Linked DNA regions of Homo sapiens: region 1 is linked to region 2. Evidence: read pairs that join two places in POLR2A ChIA-PET (ENCODE). Cell type or tissue: A673. All regions are shown on one strand.

Evidence for each region. Peaks named below come from ENCODE experiments on the same cell type or tissue, not always from the same donor. Only the 100,000 strongest peaks of a DNase experiment are listed, where the experiment ranks them.
Region 1: POLR2A ChIA-PET joins it to region 2 with 6 read pairs; 1 of 35 experiments calls an interaction of 5 or more read pairs at or near these places.

Annotation. Positions count from the first base shown.
Region 1 is chr16:3,635,675-3,640,674 of GRCh38, reverse strand. It overlaps a transcript of DNASE1 not described here. Among named protein-coding and RNA genes, the nearest start is that of DNASE1, 17 kb to the left of the region's middle. RefSeq lists enhancers at 1-123, 3,016-3,065. In A673, no CTCF peak of the experiment used is centred here; a DNase peak (open chromatin) is centred at 2,974; H3K27ac peaks cover 1,000 bases.
Region 2 is chr16:3,104,304-3,109,303 of GRCh38, reverse strand. It overlaps LOC124903629 (a long non-coding RNA gene), which reads right to left and starts at 2,542. Exons shown (of 2, transcript XR_007064948.1): 1 at 973-2,542. RefSeq lists silencers at 2,497-2,706, 2,807-2,916, 2,987-3,066, 3,267-3,316 and enhancers at 3,009-3,692, 3,693-4,376. In A673, no CTCF peak of the experiment used is centred here; a DNase peak (open chromatin) is centred at 2,663; H3K4me3 peaks cover 933 bases; H3K27ac peaks cover 574 bases.

The DNA.
Region 1 (5,000 bases), 530 kb before region 2:
CTCACCCAGCACCACCTATTCTGAAACTTCAGCAAACTCCTGACAGGCTGTTTTGTTTGTTCTCTGTTTATATACTCATGTAGGATGCAGCAACAGGGAACCCTGAACACCTGGAAAACTGGACAACATACTTTTGCCTTCAGTTGGTGGAAAACAGTGCAGGACAGTGATTCCAAGATAAGGGAGACAAGAGAGCACATCCTATGACTGCACCAATTACAGCCAGGAGGCGGGTTCCAGGCTGCAGCGCAGGCAGGGAAACTCAGCCGGAACCTGCAGTCTTTCTGAGTTGGGAAGACAGAGTTCAGAGCTCAGGGAGGCCAAGGCTGCTGCTATTTGCAGGGCAGAGTCCTGGGGAGGAGGCAGCTGCAGAGGCAGAGCCAGGATCTGCAGAGGGTCTCCTGGAGTCTTTAGCTGAAAACAGATCTGTGCCTGGGTGAGAAAAACTATATGAGAAGGCCCAGGAAAGACTCCTGAGGAAGTAGCAAACAAAACAATCCCCAGAGTTCACACAGGGAATATTTTGTGTTCCCACAAGCCACCGTGGAGAGATCTCCTAATTCGTGGGGTATTGGGTAGACTCCGCAGAAGGCCATCACCCTTAGTAATAGAGCTAAGTCAACTGCAGACTAAAGCAGCACTGGACCCACTGAAAAGTTCAGAAGTCTCTAAAGGATCGCTGCTTCCAAGGGACTTAACTGCATTCCAGACCCAAACCCAACATTATTCAAAGGAATTCAACAAAATTCACCAGCCAATAATTTATTTCATTTTTTGCAGAGACAGGGTCTCACTATGTTGCCCAGGCTGGTCTTGAACTCCTGAGCTCAAATGATCCACCTGCCTCAGCCTCCCAAAGTGCTGGGATTACAGGCATGAGCCACCACACCGGGCCTGGCCAACAATTTGAAATTCACAATATTCAGCATCCAATTTAAAAAATAACCGGGCCTATCAGTCAGGGTCCCACCAGGGGACAGAAACCACATGGTAGCTTAAACAAGGGAAGTTTAGCATAAGAATTATTAACTATTTACAGGGAGTTGACTAAGAGGGAACAAAAGAGAAATCCACAGAACATCCTAGAGTAAAGGGAGGTAACTAAGGGAAGGATTCAGACCTAGGAGAGGGTGTGATCAAAAGCACGCACTAGATGATGACGTCGACTGGGCTGTCCCAGGACAGAACTGAGGGCCAAGAACCACGTGCGAGGACGCTAACACAGTGAGCTGGAAGGCTGCTTGAGGAGTGCTGGAAAGCCGGGGGGTTGGTGTGGGGGTGCTGTTGAACTCACCAGAAAGCTGCCAGGCGGCTAGCTGGGGTGCTATGGGACCTGCCTGAAAGCTGCCTGAGCACCCTATATGTCCCACATACCAGCTCATGTCACAGACAGCTGTAAGCAAAGCACAAAGAACCAAGAAATGCCCTTTCCTCTCAACGCTTTCCACTGACAAAGACCAGCATGGGGCAAGGGAGAAATGTTCCAGTATCACAAGTGGCAATGAAGGGTGGATTTAGAGTTGAGACGCAATAAACTGATAACTGCTATAACAGACATGCAAGAAAGAGAGGAAAATATGACCTATAACCATACACAGTCAATAGAAACTGACCTAGAAACGACAGAGATAAAGGAACTAGCAGACAAGGACAATAGTTCGGCATATATTTAAGAAGGTAAAGGGAAACATGAGCATGATGAGAACACGGAAGATATAGAAAGATCCAAATGGAACTTCCAGAGACAGTAAAAACAAAACCTGAAATGAAAAGATGCACTGGATGGGATTAACACCAAATAAACACTGAAAGAGAAAAGATCCATGAATTTGAAGACATAGCAATTGAAACTACTCAAATAAGGCAGAGAGAAAAAATTATTGGACACTATCAAGCTGTCTAATGTGCACATAATTGGAAGTCCTAGAAGAAAAACAAAGAGGAGACAGAAATATTTGAAGAAATAAGCAAAATTTCCCAAATATGATGAAAACTGTCAATTCACACATCCAAGAAAGTCAATAAAACCCAAACAGAGGCCGGGCGTGGTGGCTCACGCCTGTAATCCCAGCACTTTGGGAGGCCGAGGCAGGCGGATCACGAGGTCAGGAGAACAAGACCATCCTGGCTAACACGGTGAAACACCGTCTCTACTAAAAAATACAAAAAATTAGCTGAGTGTGGTGGCGGGCGCCTGTAGTCCCAGCTACTCGGGAGGCTGAGGCAGGAGAATGGCGTGAACCCTGGAGGCGGAGCTTGCAGTGAGCCAAGATTGCGCCACTGTACTCCAGCCTGGGCAATGGAGCGAGACTCCGCCTCAAAAAAAAGAAAAACCCAAACAAAATAAACCTGAAGAAGACTGCACCAAGACACATCATAATCAAGTTGTAGAAAACCAGTGTTAAATTAAAAAGTCTTAAAAGCAGTTAAGCTAAAAAGCATATTATGTACTGATAAATATAGGTAAGAATGACATGATACTTCTGCTGTAAGCGGAAAGACAAAGAAGTAACATCTTTAAAGTACTGGGAAAAACACACACACACACACACACACACACACACACACACTCACAAAAACTGGTCAACTGGAATTATTTTTATCTACCAAAAATATCATTAAAAAATGAAGGCAAAGGACTTTCATTCTTCAGTGAGGCATGTCAGGAGCTTAGAAGTTGTCACTACCATCCTTACAAGAAACAACACTGAACTGGCAAACAACCCCTTTTAGCTGCATCAGAGAACTGAAGTTACAGGGCAAATGACTGCCCCCGACACAGGAGACATGTCAACAGGGTGAACTGGAGCTTACCTGAGCAGGAGCCCAGGAGTGGAAACGAGGGTAGGAAAATTTACACAGCAATTCATGAACTGCTGGAGACTCAATGTGGACTTTACCTCCATGAGCCCTACCAGACTCTCACAGTCAAGATCAGAGAAAGATCCTCTCATACTTCTGGCGGGGGAGGGGGAAAGCAGCCATGTGGACTATGTCTAGAGCTTCCTGTTCTTAACAAGGCCTGTCCTCAAAGGAAACTATTTTACAAGAGCCTAACTTAATTAGGTTTTATAAGATCCTCATCAGCCTAAGGGAAAGGTTGACCCAACTTAAGCACCCCTAAGCCTTCCACAGGCAGGAAAGAAAGGGCCTAACTCCAGCCCCCTCTCCCTTCCTGTTTCACCTAAGGAGGCAAAAACCCCAAACTGAGAAGTGCTGGTAAAAGTCACAGGCCAGGGGCACAGGCTCACAAAAAGACTGAGACCTAGTCACAGGACTTAGGACACTTCCCCTCCTTCCCACCACATAAATAGGGCTCCTATATAATAACAAGAGAATAGAACGGAAAAACCTGCATATCTCAGACTTTATTTAAGAAGTCTCTACGGAAACCCAAGGAAGGAAAAACAGACCCAGGAGGAAATTTTAGTTCTGACACCTATAGTTACAGCAAACAGCAGACAGAGCCTAACGCCTAGCCAGATAAACTAAAAAACTCACACCAAAGGCTGATTTTCCTCAGTTACTTCCTTTTCTTTTCTTTTTTTTTTGAGATGGAGTCTCATTCTGTCACCCAGGCAGGAGTGCACTGGCTCAATCTCTACTGACTGCAACCTCTGCCTCCTGGGTTCAAGCGATTCTCCTGCCTCAGCCTCCCAAGTAGCTGGGATTACAGGCGCCTGCCACCATGCCCAGCTAACTTTTGTATTTTTAGTAGAGACAGGCTTTCGCCATGTTGATCAGGCTGGTCTCGAACTCCTGACCTCAAGTGATCAGCCTGCGTTGGCCTCCCGAAGTGCTGGGATTACAGGCATGAGCCACTGTGCCTGGCCTGTTTTTTTTTCTTTTTTTCCCCAGACAGAGTCTCACTCTGTTGCCCAGGCTGGAGTACTGTGGCATGATCTTGGCTCACTGCAACCTGCACCTCCCGGGTTCAAGCAATTCTCGTGCCTCAGCCTCCTGAGTAGCTGGGATTACGGGCGTGTGCCACCATGCCCAGTTAGTTTTTCTATTTTTAGTAGAGACGGGGTCTCTACGTTGCCCAGGCTGGTCTTGAACTCCTGGGCTCAAGCGATCCTCCCCGCTCAGCCTCCCAAAGTGTTGGGATTACAGGCGTGAGCCACCATGCCCGGCCTCCTCAGTTCCTTTTAACAAGTACATCAAGTCCGGTTTTCAACAAAAAAATTACAAGGCATACTACGATTAAAAAGCAGACTTTGAAGAGATATAGCAAGCATCAAACCCAGACTCAGAAATAGCAGAGATGTTAGAATTATCACAGCTAACAACTCTGATTTAAAACAACTATGATTAATATGCTAAGGGCTCTAATGGAAAAAGTAGATGATATGCTAAAACAGATGGGTAATTTCAGCAGAGATAAAGACTCAAAGAATCAAAAGGAAATGCTAGAAACAAAAAAAACTAAGAAAAGTGAAGAATGCCTTTGATGGATTCATCGATTAGATACAGTCAAAGGAAAGAATCAATGAGCTTGAAAAAAAATGTCAGTAGCAACTTCCCAAACTGAAACTCAGAGAGAAAAGAATGAACAAGATGGAACAGAATATCCAAGAACTGTGGGACAATTAGAAAGGCATAAATATGCATAATGGGAATCCAGAAGATGATGACAGGCAGAAATGAGCAGAAAAAGTATCTGAAACAATAATGAACTGAGAATTTTCCAAAACTGATGACAGATGCCAAACACAGTTCTGGGGAGCTCACAGAATACCAGGTAGGATAAATAGCAAAAAACAAAAACAGAACAAAACTACATGTAAGCATACAATAAACTACAGAAAATCAAAGACAAAGAGAAAATCTTGAGAGAAGCCACAGGGAAATAAATTCCTTTCCTATAAAGGAGTAAGGATAAGAATTACATCACACTTCTTTGAGAAATTATTCAAGGGAAAACAGTAGAGGGAATATTTATAGTGTTGTAAGGAAAAAAAAAAAACCCTATTAACCTAAAAATCTGTATCCAGTAAAAT
Region 2 (5,000 bases):
GGTGAGCTGATGGCTTGAGCCCAGGAGTTCCAGACCAGCCTCAGCAACATAATGAGACCCCAACTCTATTTATTTATTTATTTGTTTTGAGACGGAGTCTTGCTCTGTCGCCCAGGCTGGAGTGCAGTGGCACAATCTCAGCTCACTGCAAGCTCCGCCTCCCGGATTCACGCCATTCTCCTGGCTCAGCCTCCTGAGTAGCTGGGACTACAGGCGCCCGCCACAACGCCCAGCTAATTTTTGTATGTTTAGTAGAGATGCAGTTTCACTATGTTGGCCAGGCTGGTCTCAAACTCCTGGTCTCGATCTCTTGACCTCGTGATCCACCCGCCTCGGCCTCCCAAAGTGCTGGGATTACAGGCTTGAGCCACTGCGCCCGGCCCCCAACTCTATTTAAAAACAAAAAACTTAAATGCCTCCAGCCACCAGCTTACATACGGGACCAATGGCTTGGGAGTAAGACGGGAGGGAGAAGGGACTTCAGAGGCCTTTGAGAAATCCTTGAAGAGAAGCCAAAAAACAATTCGATTCCTCTGTGACCTCCTGACTTTTAAATTGATGACAAAGTTTTAAAATTTAAGAATTCCAGCCGGGCGCGGTGGCTCACGCCTGTAATCCCAGCACTTTGGGAGGCGGAGACGGGCGGATCACGAGGTCAGGAGATAGAGACCATCCTGGCTAATACTGTGAAACCCCGTCTCTACTAAAAATACAAAAAAAATTAGCCGGGCGTGGTGGCGGGCGCCTGTAGTCCCAGCTACTCCGGAGGATGAGGCAGGAGAATGGCGTGAACCCGGGAAGGGGAGCTTGCAGTGAGCCGAGATACCGTCACTGCACTCCAGCCTGGGGGGCGGAGCCAGACTCCGCCTCAAAAAAAAAAAAAAAAAAAAAAAAAGAATTCCATACAAGTCAGCAGAACACACCTGCTGTCTGCATTCAACTCACAGGTCATCTGTGTAGGGACGTACTTACCTCTCAGTAACTGACTATAGGCCGGGCGCGGTGGCTCATGCCTGTAATCCCAGCACTTTGGGAGGTCAAGGCTGGCGGATCACCTGAGGTAGGGAGTTCGAGACCAGCCTGACCAACATGGAGAAACCCCATCTCTACTAAAAATACAAAATTAGCCGGGTGTGGTGGCACATGCCTGTAATCCCAGCTACTAGGGAGGCTGAGGCAGGAGAATCGCTTGAACCTGGGAGGCAGAGGTTGCGGTGAGCCGAGATCACGCCATTGCACTCCAGCCTGGGCAACAAGAGTGAAACTCCATCTCAAAAAAAAAAAAAAAAAAAAAAAGAATTGACTATAATTGGGGCCAGGCACAGTGGCTCACGCCTGTAATCCCAGCACTTTGGGAGGCCGAGGCGGGCGGATCACCTGAGGTCAGGAGTTTGAGACCAGCCTGACCAAAATGGAGAAACCGCGTCTCTACTAAAAATACAAAAATTAGCCGGGCATGGTGGTGCACGCCTGTAATCCCAGTTACTCGGGAGGCTGAGGCAGGAGAATTGCTTGAACCCAGGAGACGGAGGTTGTGGTGAGCCGAGATGGTGCCATTCATTGCACTCCAGCCTGAACAACAAGAGCTAAACTCCGTCTCAAAAAAAAAAAAAAAAAATGGAAGGAAAGAAAGAATTGACTATAATGCACAAAGCCGCTTAGCAGAGCTTCGAGCATGGTAAATAATAAATGCCAACTCCTGTAGCTGGCGGCTTCACTGACCCTGAGTAAGGAGAGGACTCCTCCTTCAATAAATAAATCATGATCTGCTCTCAGAGATCGACCTGACAGTTAAGTCAAGACTTAAGGAATAACAAAAACTAGGGAAAAAAAGACCCATCTGAAGTAAGAACAAAATAATTGGTGCTAATTAAGGTGGCTAAGCCAGGTTGGAGACAGGGAGATGTAGCCAGCCTTAGGAAGGAAGGAAGGAGACGACGATAGGGGAAAACAAGGGAACTGAGCAAGGTAAAGAAAAATAAGAATAATAAAGACCAGAGCAGGTCGGCGCGGTGGCTCACACCTGTAATCCCAGCACTTTGGGAGGCCGCGGCGGGCGGATCACGAGGTCAGGAGTTTGAGACCAGCCTGGCCAACATAGTGAAACTCCATCTCTACTAAAAATACAAAAATTAGCTGGGCGTTCTGGCGGGCGCCTGCAATCCTAGCTACTTGGGAGGCTGAGGCAGGAGAATCGCTTGAACCCGGGAGGCGGAGGTTGCAGTGAGCCGAGATCGCGCCACCGCACTCCAGCCAGGGCGACAGTGTGAGACTCCGTCTCAAACAAACAAACAACAAAAAAGAGCAGAGCAAATATTGAACTCTAAAAGAGAAGAAAAAGAAACCAGCAGAAGTGTTAGATAGGTAGGACCCAAGGAATACACATTGTTAAAAGAAAAGATTTCCCAGGGCCACCGGACACCAGCGCGTGAGAATCCGGAGGCAGGGAGGCGACCCGGTTCCCGAAACCTACGCGGCTGCGGGAGGCCCAGGAGCCCCACGCGAACCTGTCCGCACAGCCCAGCGGCTAGGTTCACAGAACGCAGACGCTGGAGCCTGTCGCCCAAGCAACGGCCCCGCCCCGCCCACGGGAGGCGCCGGTGATTGGCCGCAGCCTCAGTGGCCCCGCCCCCGCCCCAGCCCCGCCCCGCCGCCCTCACCTGCGCGCTCCCGTTCGCGTCCCCGATCGGCAGCTCACCCTAGCTTGGCGGACCCCGGCCGGTGTCCCCGCGTTTTGCGTCCGGCTGCCCCATTGCAACTTCCGGCTTGCCGGGCCTTTTCGCGGCGCCCCACCTGTCCAGCCCGGGGCGCGGGGGCAATCGCCGTGAGGAGCAGGCGGGGCGAGGGCACCCCACCCTCGAGTCGGCTTTCGCCCGTGGGGAAACTGAGGCTGCCTGGTCGAAGGCCTCCACGGGGAAGCGCCGAGGCCTCCTCCATGCCTGGGACCTGGGGGTCTTAATGAAGGGAGAGTCCACCCTCCCGGGCGAGGATCCCGATCCATGAGGCGCCAACCCCCGCCCGGGCGCCCGGGTCCAGCCTCCCCGGCCGAGGGTCGGCCTCACACTCCCCTGCTTTGGGTGTTTGGTTTTGTTTAAAAAATGGGACTATACTATATGGTCTACCTGGGTCTTGCCCCCTCTGTGTGGGTGACATATATCTTAGAGATTGTTCAAAATAAAAAACATAGAGAAAAGGAGAAAAATAGAAAAAAAATGCATCGTTGCCTTGCTCTTTTTTTTTTTTTTTAAACTAGGTAGCATTCTCTTGTATGAGTCTGTTACAATTTCCTTAACCAGGCTTCTGCTCACCACCCACGTCTTGACACCCTTGCCTTGCAGTAACAGGAACCACCCCAACAGCTACTACCATGGAGCCTTGGTGGCTTTCTAGTGAATGAACAGACATCTGAGCTTGCAAATAGGGCGGGAAGAGAGGCTATCCTCACGCTCCCGCAGGAGTGTCCTCAGCCCCAGGCTTCTGGCCTAAACCTGGCTCACAAATCTCAGCCTGGGCAGCCTGCCTCTCACAGTTGGGAAAAACAGCCTATTCCCGTCTTGAACAAACCCCGGGAGGACAGGAAGAGCATCCCTAGGCAACAACACCAGGTGCTTCTTTTGTTTTGTTTTCTTTTGTTTTCCAGACAGAGTCTTGGTCTGTCGCCCAGGCTGGAGTGTAGTGCCCAATCTCAGCTCACTGCAGCCTCCGCCTCCCAGGTTCAAGCGATTCTCCTGCCTCAGCCTCTCGAGTAGCTGGGACTGCAGGCACGCGCCACCACACCCGGATAATTTTTGTATTTTTAGAAGAGATGTGATTTCACCATGTTGGCCAGGATGGTCTCGATCTCCTGACCTCGTGATCTGGCCACCTTGGCCTCCCAAAATGCTGGGATTACAAGCGTGAGCCACCACGTCCGGCCTGTTTGTTTGTTTTGAGACAGGCTGAAGTGCAGTGGCATGATCACAGCTCATGGCAGCCTTGACTTCCCAGGCTCAGGTGATCCTTCTGCCTAAGCCCACCAGTAGCTGGGACTACAGGCAAATGCCAACATGCCCGCTAATTTTTGTATTAGTAGAGATGGGTATTTGTTTGTTTGTTTGTTTTGAGACAGAGTCTCACTCTGTCGCCCAGGCTGGAGAGCAGTGGTGCGAGCTTGGCCTACTGCAACCTCTGCCTCCTGGTTTCAAGTGATTCTCGAGCCTTGGCCTCCCCAGTAGCTGGAACTACAGGTGCATGCCTGTAGTTACAGGCGTGAGCCACCACCCCTGGCCTCTCCATTCTTTCCCACGAATCCCTATCACATTCTTCTCACTCTATTGGGTGTCAAAAATGTAGAACTTCCATGCTTCCATCTCGTTCTTTTAAAAATTGTGTTTTTGTGGCCGGGCACGGTGGCTCATGCCTGTAATCCCAGCACTTTGGGAGGCCAAGGCGGGCAGATCATCTAAGTTTAGGAGTTTGAGACCAGCCTGACCAACGTGGAGAAACCCCATCTCTATTAAAAAAAAAAAATACAAAATTAGCCAGGCGTCGTGGCACATGCCTGTAATCCCAGCTACTCCGGAGGATGAGGCAGGAGAATTGCTTGAATCCGGGAGGCAGAGGTTGCAGTGAGCCAAGATCACGCCATTGCACTCCAGCCTGGGCAACAAGAGCAAAACTCCGTCTCTAAATAAATAAAATTCTGTTTTTGTAAACGCTTTATACTTTTTTTTTTTTTTTAAAGAAACCAATTAAGGATGAGAACCAGGGCTCCTTCGATAAATGGCCAATTCTAGGACTCTGGTAAGAAATGTGAGAGATGAGCCTGGAGAATCTAGTAGTGCCCGGAAGGACAGGAATGCTGAACAAAACAAAAAAAAGTTAATGATGGGGCATGTTTTCATTTATTTATTTTTATTTTATTCTTCTTATTATTATTATTTTGAAATGGAGTCTCACTCTGTCACCCAGGCTGGAGTGCAGTAGTGCAGTCTCGGCTCACTGCAACCTCTGCCTCCCAG